2 separate regions of the Mus musculus genome follow, and region 1 is linked to region 2. A link is a loop called in an ENCODE intact Hi-C map of the cell type or tissue named here. Cell type or tissue: heart. All regions are shown on one strand. Links, peaks and the distances in the headings refer to the core of each region. The heading gives the core; the rest is flanking DNA.

Evidence for each region. A loop is a pair of places that touch in the nucleus more often than their neighbours do. Peaks named below come from ENCODE experiments on the same cell type or tissue, not always from the same donor. Only the 100,000 strongest peaks of a DNase experiment are listed, where the experiment ranks them.
Region 1: a loop joins it to region 2, with 2.3 times the contacts of the local background. A loop is called at or near these places in 4 of 42 quality-filtered maps.

The regions. Positions count from the first base shown.
Region 1 is chr8:13,756,405-13,760,768 of GRCm38, reverse strand. Cdc16 (CDC16 cell division cycle 16) reads right to left here and starts at 3,113. Exons shown (of 18, transcript NM_027276.3): 1 at 2,915-3,113; 2 at 1,717-1,771; 3 at 1,532-1,629; 4 at 201-239. The coding sequence starts at 2,962. All of the region lies in intron 1 of Gm46032 (a long non-coding RNA gene), which reads left to right. In heart, for the core only: a CTCF peak has its summit at 2,196; DNase peaks (open chromatin) are centred at 2,338 and 3,108; H3K4me3 peaks cover 2,281 bases; H3K27ac peaks cover 1,836 bases.
Region 2 is chr8:13,600,811-13,605,200 of GRCm38, reverse strand. All of the region lies in intron 4 of Rasa3 (RAS p21 protein activator 3), which reads left to right. Among named protein-coding and RNA genes, the nearest start is that of Gm34795, 19 kb to the right of the region's middle. In heart, for the core only: a CTCF peak has its summit at 2,401 (motif pointing left); a DNase peak (open chromatin) is centred at 3,744.

The DNA of each region.
Region 1 (4,364 bases), core at 1-4,000, 160 kb before region 2:
CATTATTTAAATTAAATGACTAAAGAACAAATTAAGAATGAATATTTTATAGAAAATAATACTAAAAACGACATTTTTTACACAATGCTATGCTAAGTCATCATGTTTCAACTTGGTGGAACAGCTGCCATGCACCTGTGAAGGCTGCATACTGCTCACAGTCACATTTCCACATTTAAACAGAAACCAAGCACACTTACGTGGCATCTAGCTGCAAGGTATCGGCAAGCTTCATACAACTAGAAAAGAAAGAAGTGAGAAAATCAAACACTTTACATGTGTAACATGTTTGTGTAATGCAAAAATCACACACATCTACTTTAAAAGAAAACTTACGCATGGAGAGTTTTAGACTTTCTCCTTTACAGCTAAAAAAAAAAAAGAAAGAAAGAAAGAAAAAAGAAAGAAAGAGCCCCAGTCTTTTTAGCAAACATCAGAAACATGTTAAAGGCACCAAAGATCCAAGAGAAGTTATGGGCCTGCAATCCCAACCTCAGAGGCTGAGACAGGAGAATTGCCCTGAGCCCAAGAATTGGAAACCAGACTAAGAAAAACAGTGACAGCTGATCTCAAAGCAAGCAAACTGGGCTGTCAAGCCAGCTCAGGAGTTAAAGGTACTTGCCATAGACTGAGGACCAGAGTCTGGTCGTCAGGGACCCAAATGATAGGAGAGGACAAACTCCCACAGGTAGTTTAGGACACACACACACACACACACACACACACAGAGACTATATAAAGAAGTTTAATATTAAAAAGCAAAAATTTGCCAGGCATGGTGGCGCACGCCTTTAATCCCAGCACTTGGGAGGCAGAGGCAGGCGGATTTCTGAGTTCGAGGCCAGCCTGGTCTACAGAGTGAGTTCCAGGACAGCCAGGGCTATACAGAGAAACCCTGTCTGGAAAAACAAAAAACAAGCAAAATAACAAAAAATTTCAAGCAAACAAAAGCAAAACCATTACAATGAGAATTTAAGAGACCAGACAGGTGGGCAAGAGGTGGGAAATGAAAGATTGGGACTTGAAGTGAGAGCCTTGCTCTTAGGCTGAAGAGATGGCTTGGCAGTTAAGAGTGCCTGCTGCTCTTCCAAAGAACACAAGTCTGTTCCCATTGCTCAGAGAGCACTTCACAGTGCCTGGAACTTCAGTTCCAAAGAATCCAATGCTGCCTTCCGGTTTCTGGAGGCACCCACACTCATGTGGCACACACATAAACACATAAATAAAAATAAAAAAAAAAAGCTCTTAGCCAGGTGTGGTGGGACACACCTTTGATCCCAGCACGAGGTAAAGGTAGGCAGATATATGTGAGTTAGAGCCAGCCTGATATACCAATTGAGTTCCAGGACAGCCAGGGCTGCTACTTAGAGAAACCTGGTCTCAACAGCCCCCGAACCCCCAAGAAAAACCCAAACCAACCGATAAAACATTTTTTTTCTCATAAAAATAAAAAATTGGAGTTCTTTTAAACACACACCCAACATGAGGCCCCAGTGGCGTTTCCGACATCTCCCACAGCTTCGGTACTTACTTTGTCCAGCTTGCGTGACCGGAGCGCATGGGCTGCTCGGTGGTACTGCGCTGTGAGGTAAAGGCACTGAGCCAACCAATAAACATCCTGGGGCTCCTCTGAGGGGCAAAATTACACAAGTGGTCAGAGGCTCATGGGGAGCTTTCTAGAGATTAATTAGGGGAAATAAATTGCATGTCACTCACCATGAGAGAGTGAAGCTACCTTGTCTGCCCAAAACAGAGCACTTTGATACTGTTGCTGCATACAAAAAGCAAACACAGGGTGACTGCTGTTGCCCCCACAGTCGACTAATATAAATCCACACACCAAATCCACCACTCACTACAACACGTTCTTAGATGTAGCACGGGGCCCACCAATCACCTGTATTTTACAGCTCAGCTAGTGTGAGTTTTAGGTCGTCATTACCGTAAGAACTTCATATATACAATTCAAGATAGCAGTTTAACTCATACACTACCAAAAATGTATCAGCTAGTATCTAAAACAGTGCATAAGCGATTGAAATGCAGTCATCTAGAACTTCTGATACTGACATTTATGTAATAACACTTCCCACAAGCTCAAATGAATCCTAAAGTAGCATCTAGCAGAGCACTAGATTCAAATATTTCACAATTAAACCCATAACCCTTAACAGTCACTGGTCATGGGCAATGTCGCCCCCTGTAGTCAACTCTAACAACACTTAATCTGACAGCGGAAAGACACTCAGGAATCTGTCCTGGTTAGTGCTGATCCCTAGCTCTTACTGCCTCTGCCTCAGTTCCTCAGGATATAGTCAGAACAGGGTAGCCCAATGAGTAGCCAGGAGAAAGTCTTATGGACCCGAGAATCTGCTCTGAACAGATGCCCCCAGAGTGAAAAAAGAGGCCCACATTGTCCTCTCTACATCTCAGTGCCAAAGAAAATAATCACAAACCGACTGCCCCTTAGCACGCAGCCTTCCAGCGAAGTGCAAACCTCTGGCTCATTCACTTAGCATCTCTTCCGTTTCCCATTTATCGGGAGAGCAAGCATTTTAGCAAAAAACCAAATGACATGACAATGACGTGGACCCCAGAGACACCCCTTCCCTCGAATAGTCCCGGCTTGTCCACTCGAGAGCAGCGCGGAGGCTGAAGATCCAGCACGGGGTATTGTTTCCAGTCCTAACTGGAGACAGCTAGCTTGTCTTCCCAAGTATTCTGTCCAATAAGAAACACAACTAAATCCTCCCAAATGTCCTACGGTCCGGCCAGATTCCAAGGTCCCAGTGCAGCCGTCCCAGCCCAGCCCAGCCCTGCTCCCGCAGTCCACGCAGGATCGGAGCCATCGGGGCCGCGCTCCCCGCCGGGCCCCACCGCCCCGAAGCCCAGCGTCCGGCCCCCCGCCGCGCACCTGGTCCAGGTACTGCCGGACGCGTTTGCGCAGCGGCTCCAGGTTCATGGCCGCGAGGCCAGGGCAGGCACCCGACGCCCTCTCGAGCCTCCGCGCGCCCCCGGGGTGTCGAGGGACCCAAGCCCGCCGACCACCGCCCGGACCAGACCCCGCGCGCCACACGGCACTTCCGCTCCGACAGGCCCTACCCCGGAAGTCCCGTGCAAAAGCGTTCCCCCCGTCGGGTGTGTGCCCACTCTAATGGTTCCGTGGCGATCTTGGGCGCCAGCTCCTAGTCCTAACCTGTTCGCCTTTGTCCGGGAGGGAAAAGGGATCTAGCGGGACTCCGTGCCTTCCGGGAGTGGAAGAGACGCTTCTATAGCTACCCTTCTCCCTACCGGATATTTTTAAGATCGAATTTTTCTCTCTACAGTCCTGGGTGGTCCAGAGCTGTCCCTGGGTACCAGACTGGCCTCTTACTTTCAGACTCCTACACACACACACACACACACACACACACACACACACACAAACACACCTCCTTGGGTGCTGGAAATAAAGAGGTCCATCACCACACAGGGTATTTTGTGTTCTTAAAATTCCATTCTGTGCACTGTGCAGCCTTTTGAAAGTATAGAGACTGGTACCACTCAAATGTTCTGCTCTCACCCCTGTGAGCAGTTGGCTGCATCCTTTTCTGTGAATGACACATATGTATGACAGGGTAATATTTTAAGGACACACACACTTTTCCTGTCTTCTCCATTTGTAGGTAGTGATCCAACCGTACTTATTGACTTGAAGCGGGTGTGTGGTAAGGCATAGTTGACCATATTTACGGCTGTTTTCATTCATTTTACGAATAGAATTGTTTTATAAAGGAAATTTGTGCTGTCACCACAGATGGTAAACATCAAAGACAGGAATTTAATCTTTAAGTCAGATGTTATTCAGAGAGCTAGTTATCTGAGAAAGAAGCGGATTAACATTCTAACACCCCGTCTTTTTATCTCATCTCCAGCCAAGAAAACCTTATAAAGAGCAAACAAAGGCAATTATTCCAAAGTTTAATACTGCCTCTGGTCAAGGGTCAGCCTTACTCCTGAGATTATACTGGTTTGTGTCTCCGTATGTCTCCTGCACTTCTTCCTGTTATTGCTCTGTGCAGCTGGGTTTGCACCGTCCCAGGCTGCCGAGACCTTCATTGTTCCTGGAGAGACACTTGGGACAAACAAACGATTAGCAGTGTGTATGTGTTGAGCTATTTGCAGAATGCATTGCAGGTTTCTTTACGACAGTACGAAGCACAAGTGTATGCTTGCAGAATATTAAGGAGCCCCATCTGCCTCTCCTGTCTGCAGTGAATTTTCCTGAATTGTCTTGAGTTTCCCATGATCTCTCTGTAAAGCCTACAACAACACTATGGAGTTCCTCTTTTCCTTTGTCTTCCCAGATGTAGCGACTACAACAT
Region 2 (4,390 bases), core at 236-4,235:
GGCAGCTAGGATGAGGGTCTTAAGCCCACACCCACAGTGACACACCCACCTCAACAAGGCCACACCTCTAATAGTGCCACTTCCTGGACCAAGCATATATAAACCATCACACTGACCTTAGCATGGCCACTCTTAAAATTGCCTGTAAGAGGGGATGGCAGGTGTCACATGCCCAGGGTGCAAACCTGTTTATGACTGTGGCCCTTGTCATGAGCCCTGGTTTTAGATAAAGGACAGCTGCAATGACCTTTCACTTTGCCTGCTATGTCCATGTTATGGCTGGGAGCTGGGTCACAGAATTCAGCTCCCCTGTTCAGGAGTAACATGGGTAGTTGGTCAGCCTCTGCAAGCCTCATCTGTATAAAGTAGAGGTTTTGTAGGCCATGGAGACTTACATGTAGCCTAGCAGTGCTAGGTGCATTGTGGGATATGGAGGTTTATGCTGGTTTTATCCTGAGTAGATAGAGTCTGGGGAAAGTCCATGAAACAGACATACTGTAAAGAGCCGGGTTGTAGGAAAGAACTCAGCAGAAAGAATTTACTAACAGTTAACGGGGGAAGCTCTGAGCTGTGCATCCTTGTGTCCTAGGACTCCAAGACTACAGACGAGGCTAGTCTGCCTGCCCCACATCCTCAAGGTTCTCTTCCTCAGTCTGGCTTTTCTAAGCACAGGGCAAGGGTGTCAAGGCCAAAGGTCATCCACCCGTAGAGTTGGCAGTGAGATCAGCACAAGAGAAAGTGAGGCACTGAGTAGAATCTCATGGCCACGGTGCAAATGAGCATGCAGAAATTTCACTCACGGAGGGACACATGTAATTTCCAATTCATTGACCCAGCCTCCCAAGGGCCCACTTGTGCCGTGGGAGCTAAGTAATGCAGCGATCACCTACGGAAGCAATCATGGTTCTCCGGCAGGAAAGGAGAGCCTTTTCTGAAGGCAACAGTCCCCCTTCCCTCCCTGGCTCAGGAAGCTTCTCCATTGCCAGGAGTTTCAGCCTTATTCCTCCTTAGATTCCCAAGGCCAAGGTCAGCTCAGCACCTGCACAGAGCTGCAAGATCCCTTCCAGGCGTAGTCTTCCTCGAGTTAGAGTTCATTAACAAGTCTTTGCTGTTTATTAGGCATTGAATTTTTAAATGGCTGCAGGTTCACAGGACGCTGCAAACAGAAGTCCACAGGAATATTGCCAGGAAGTTTGGATGTTATCTTTTTCCCCGTCTAAAGCCCCCCTAGCCTGGCCTTTCTAACTGTCTTAGTTAGGTTTTCACTGATGTGAACAGACACCATGACCAAGGCAAGTCTTATAAAGGACAACATTTGATTGGGGCTGGCTTACCGGTTCAGAGGGATAACATTTGTGAGCACCCAGGCGTGGCTGGTACAGGTCACATGACTGTGTACTTATTCTGTCTGATCTCACCAGTGTACGCACAAGCACGCATGCACACGCAAGCACACACATACATGTACATATACATACACACACATGCACACACAGGTACACAAGCATCTGTATGCGCATGTGCACACACATGCACAAGAATACACACACACATGCATGTACACATACATGCACGCACACACATGCATACACACATGCACACACACATGCACACGCATGCAGTTCATGCACACACTGTTCAGGGATTTTAGTGTCTCATAAACCTTGCCACTCTAACCATTGCTAAGTACAGCTCAGTGCCATCGTGGGCATTCCTGTGTTCTTTGCCATTACCCTTCTCCAGATCTCTTTCAACCCATTAAACCCAGGTTCCCAGGCTCAGAATCTACCACTCCACTGGGCCAGGAGTGAGGGCGTGGGTGGGTGGGTAGGCAGCGACTTTGCTTAGAACTCAGGTGAGTTCATCTCTTGGGACGGTCTCGTTAGACGAGTGTTACATCACAGGTCCATGAATGTTGTACTGTGTCAGGATCCCTGCCTTCCTTAGGCTGGGGGCCTGAACCACATTTTACATACCTGTTAACCATGTGAGTTATTGATACTGCTGGGCTAGTAGATGTCTTTGCAACTTTAGCCCTTGTACACATTTGTATCACAGCTACTACAATCAAGATTCAGAACCATTTTATCACCACAAAGCTATCGGTATAGATGCATATGTCAATCTCATGTCTGGAGGGGGATTTCTTCTCAATGCTGGAAGGTGACTAAGGCATCATTGGGGCAGCTCAATTTTTCCTTGAAGCTTGGCGTGTATGTCAGTGAAAATAGATCTTGACCTCAGCCCTCTAGTCGTCTGAGACCTAGGATCCTGAAAGGCAATTGAAAAGGCTGGAGAAATGGAGCAATAATTAAAGAAAGCCCAGCATCCCCTTGGTAGTCCTCAGCCAACTATAACTCCAGTTCCAGGAGATTTAACGCCCTCTTCTGGCTACCGCAGGCACTGCATGCACGTGACACACAGTAGTGCATGCAGGCAGAATCCCCACATACGTAAAAAGAAATAAATCTCAAAAAAAAATAATTAAAAAAAAATAAGTCTTCGCTGCTGTTGCTGGGCTGAGGGATAAGTAGGTCTCTGTAGGACTCGGTCCCTCTCTGGTGAGTGTGACACTAGAACTTCATTCACAGTGGCCGAGATAGGGAGGCGGCACCTCCCCTTAGCCTGACCTTTAAATGGTAACCGCCATCTTTGCTCCGCAGCTGTGGCTTGTTTTGAAAATGTCACATTTACAGTTTCTAGAAGGGCAGAGAGAGTGGCATTTGGGTTCTTGGATCCACCTGTTTTGTAATTTGTGGGAAGGAATCACACATTACAGCAGAGGGAACGGGGCCCACAAGAGAAACCATGTGTCACTAGAAGTGGAGAAAAAGACAGCTAAATGTCTTGCTTCCTTCTGGAACCAACGCTGTTCAGAGGTCTTTGATGAGCCGCTTTATTATATAGAACCAGCCACTTCTGCTGCTCCCTTCACAGAGACTCGTCAGCTACGGGGATGGCCCTGTCAGGAAGGCAGGGGCTGCAGCTGGCGTGGCGCCCCACAGCCTCCAGCATCCTCTGGTTCTGAATGGTATGGAGAAGGATGGCACTGGCCCCTCCCCTACTGCAACACCCCATATCTGTGTTTCTGAACTGGTTATGGACATGTAATGTATTCAGGACATATGGTATGTCACCCTAGATCTGCCATTCATACAGGCAAATACCATCTTGGTCAGAGAAGGGGTGGGCATGCCACCTCTCCCAGAGTGTTTGGGAGTGTGTCTTTAGTGTCAGATCATATAAAAGGTTGCCAGTGGTTGCCCATGGTCAAGGGCCACTTTTTTCTCTGGGGTTTTTGAAAGCATGGGAGCTGAGAAAAGTGTTGACTTCCTTCCCTGGCCCAGTCCTGCCTCTGGGTTTGTTTGCTTTTGTTTGTTTGTTTGTTTGTTTGTTTTGTGCGTGCCTCATCCGGTCTTGGCTACACAAATCTCACCTAGAGCCATCTCCACATTTCTCCCTGCCTTGGCCTAGTGACCACTCAGGCTGGTAGGGATGGTTTAGAGGGGAGTGTCCCTTAAGGAGCCACCCTCTCATGATGACCTGGCCAGGAGTCCTCTCAGTTTCATGAGGCAGCAATACATTCGAAATTTTGTTACCAGTTAAGTTTTTGGGGACACTAAGCAGAGATCTGAGCTGTGTCCATCTTCCTGGAGCCTTGACAGCCCCCTTCATAACAGCGTTGGCAGTCATTGTTTCCCAAAGTACACACCCTCGGTGTTAAGTGGGCCACAACCCGCTTGCTGCACAGGCGGCGTTCCTTTGCATGCTCAGGTTGGACACACCCTCACTGAGGTCTTGGGAAGTTGCGTCTTTCTCTTTTTGTTTGGGTAACCTGACTACAGGTCTATCGCTTCAACGATCTCTTCAGCGGATCTGTTTGGGGTTTTGATTTCCTCTCACTTCCTGCTTTTCAGATTTTGCTGTTTTTGGTGTGTGTGTGTGTGTGTGTGTGTGTGTGTGTGTGTTTGGTTATTTCTGCTTTCGGAGGATAACTCTGTCCTAATTTACTGATTCCGGGTCTTTCTCCTTCCCAGAACATGCATCCCACGAATCCTGCTAAGCTGTACTTTCATTTTCATTTATTTAAAAATACTTTTAAATTTGCCTTAAGACTTCTCTAACCAGAGTGATATTTGGAAGTCGTAATCTTCGTGTATTTGGAGGGTTTCTTTTGGTTACCAGTTTCTAGTCCGTCCCGTGAGTGCTGAGAGTGGACTCTGGTTTTCCCCCCATGTATCTGATGAATGATGCTGAAGGTACTTCCCTTGTCCCCAGCGAACTCAGTAGGGTAGTCCCTGCTGTGTGACAAGGTCTAGGAACTCCGATTAGCTCCTCTCAGGACCTCATACAGTGGAACCGGGCCACCTGTCACCGCCTCTGTTCTCGG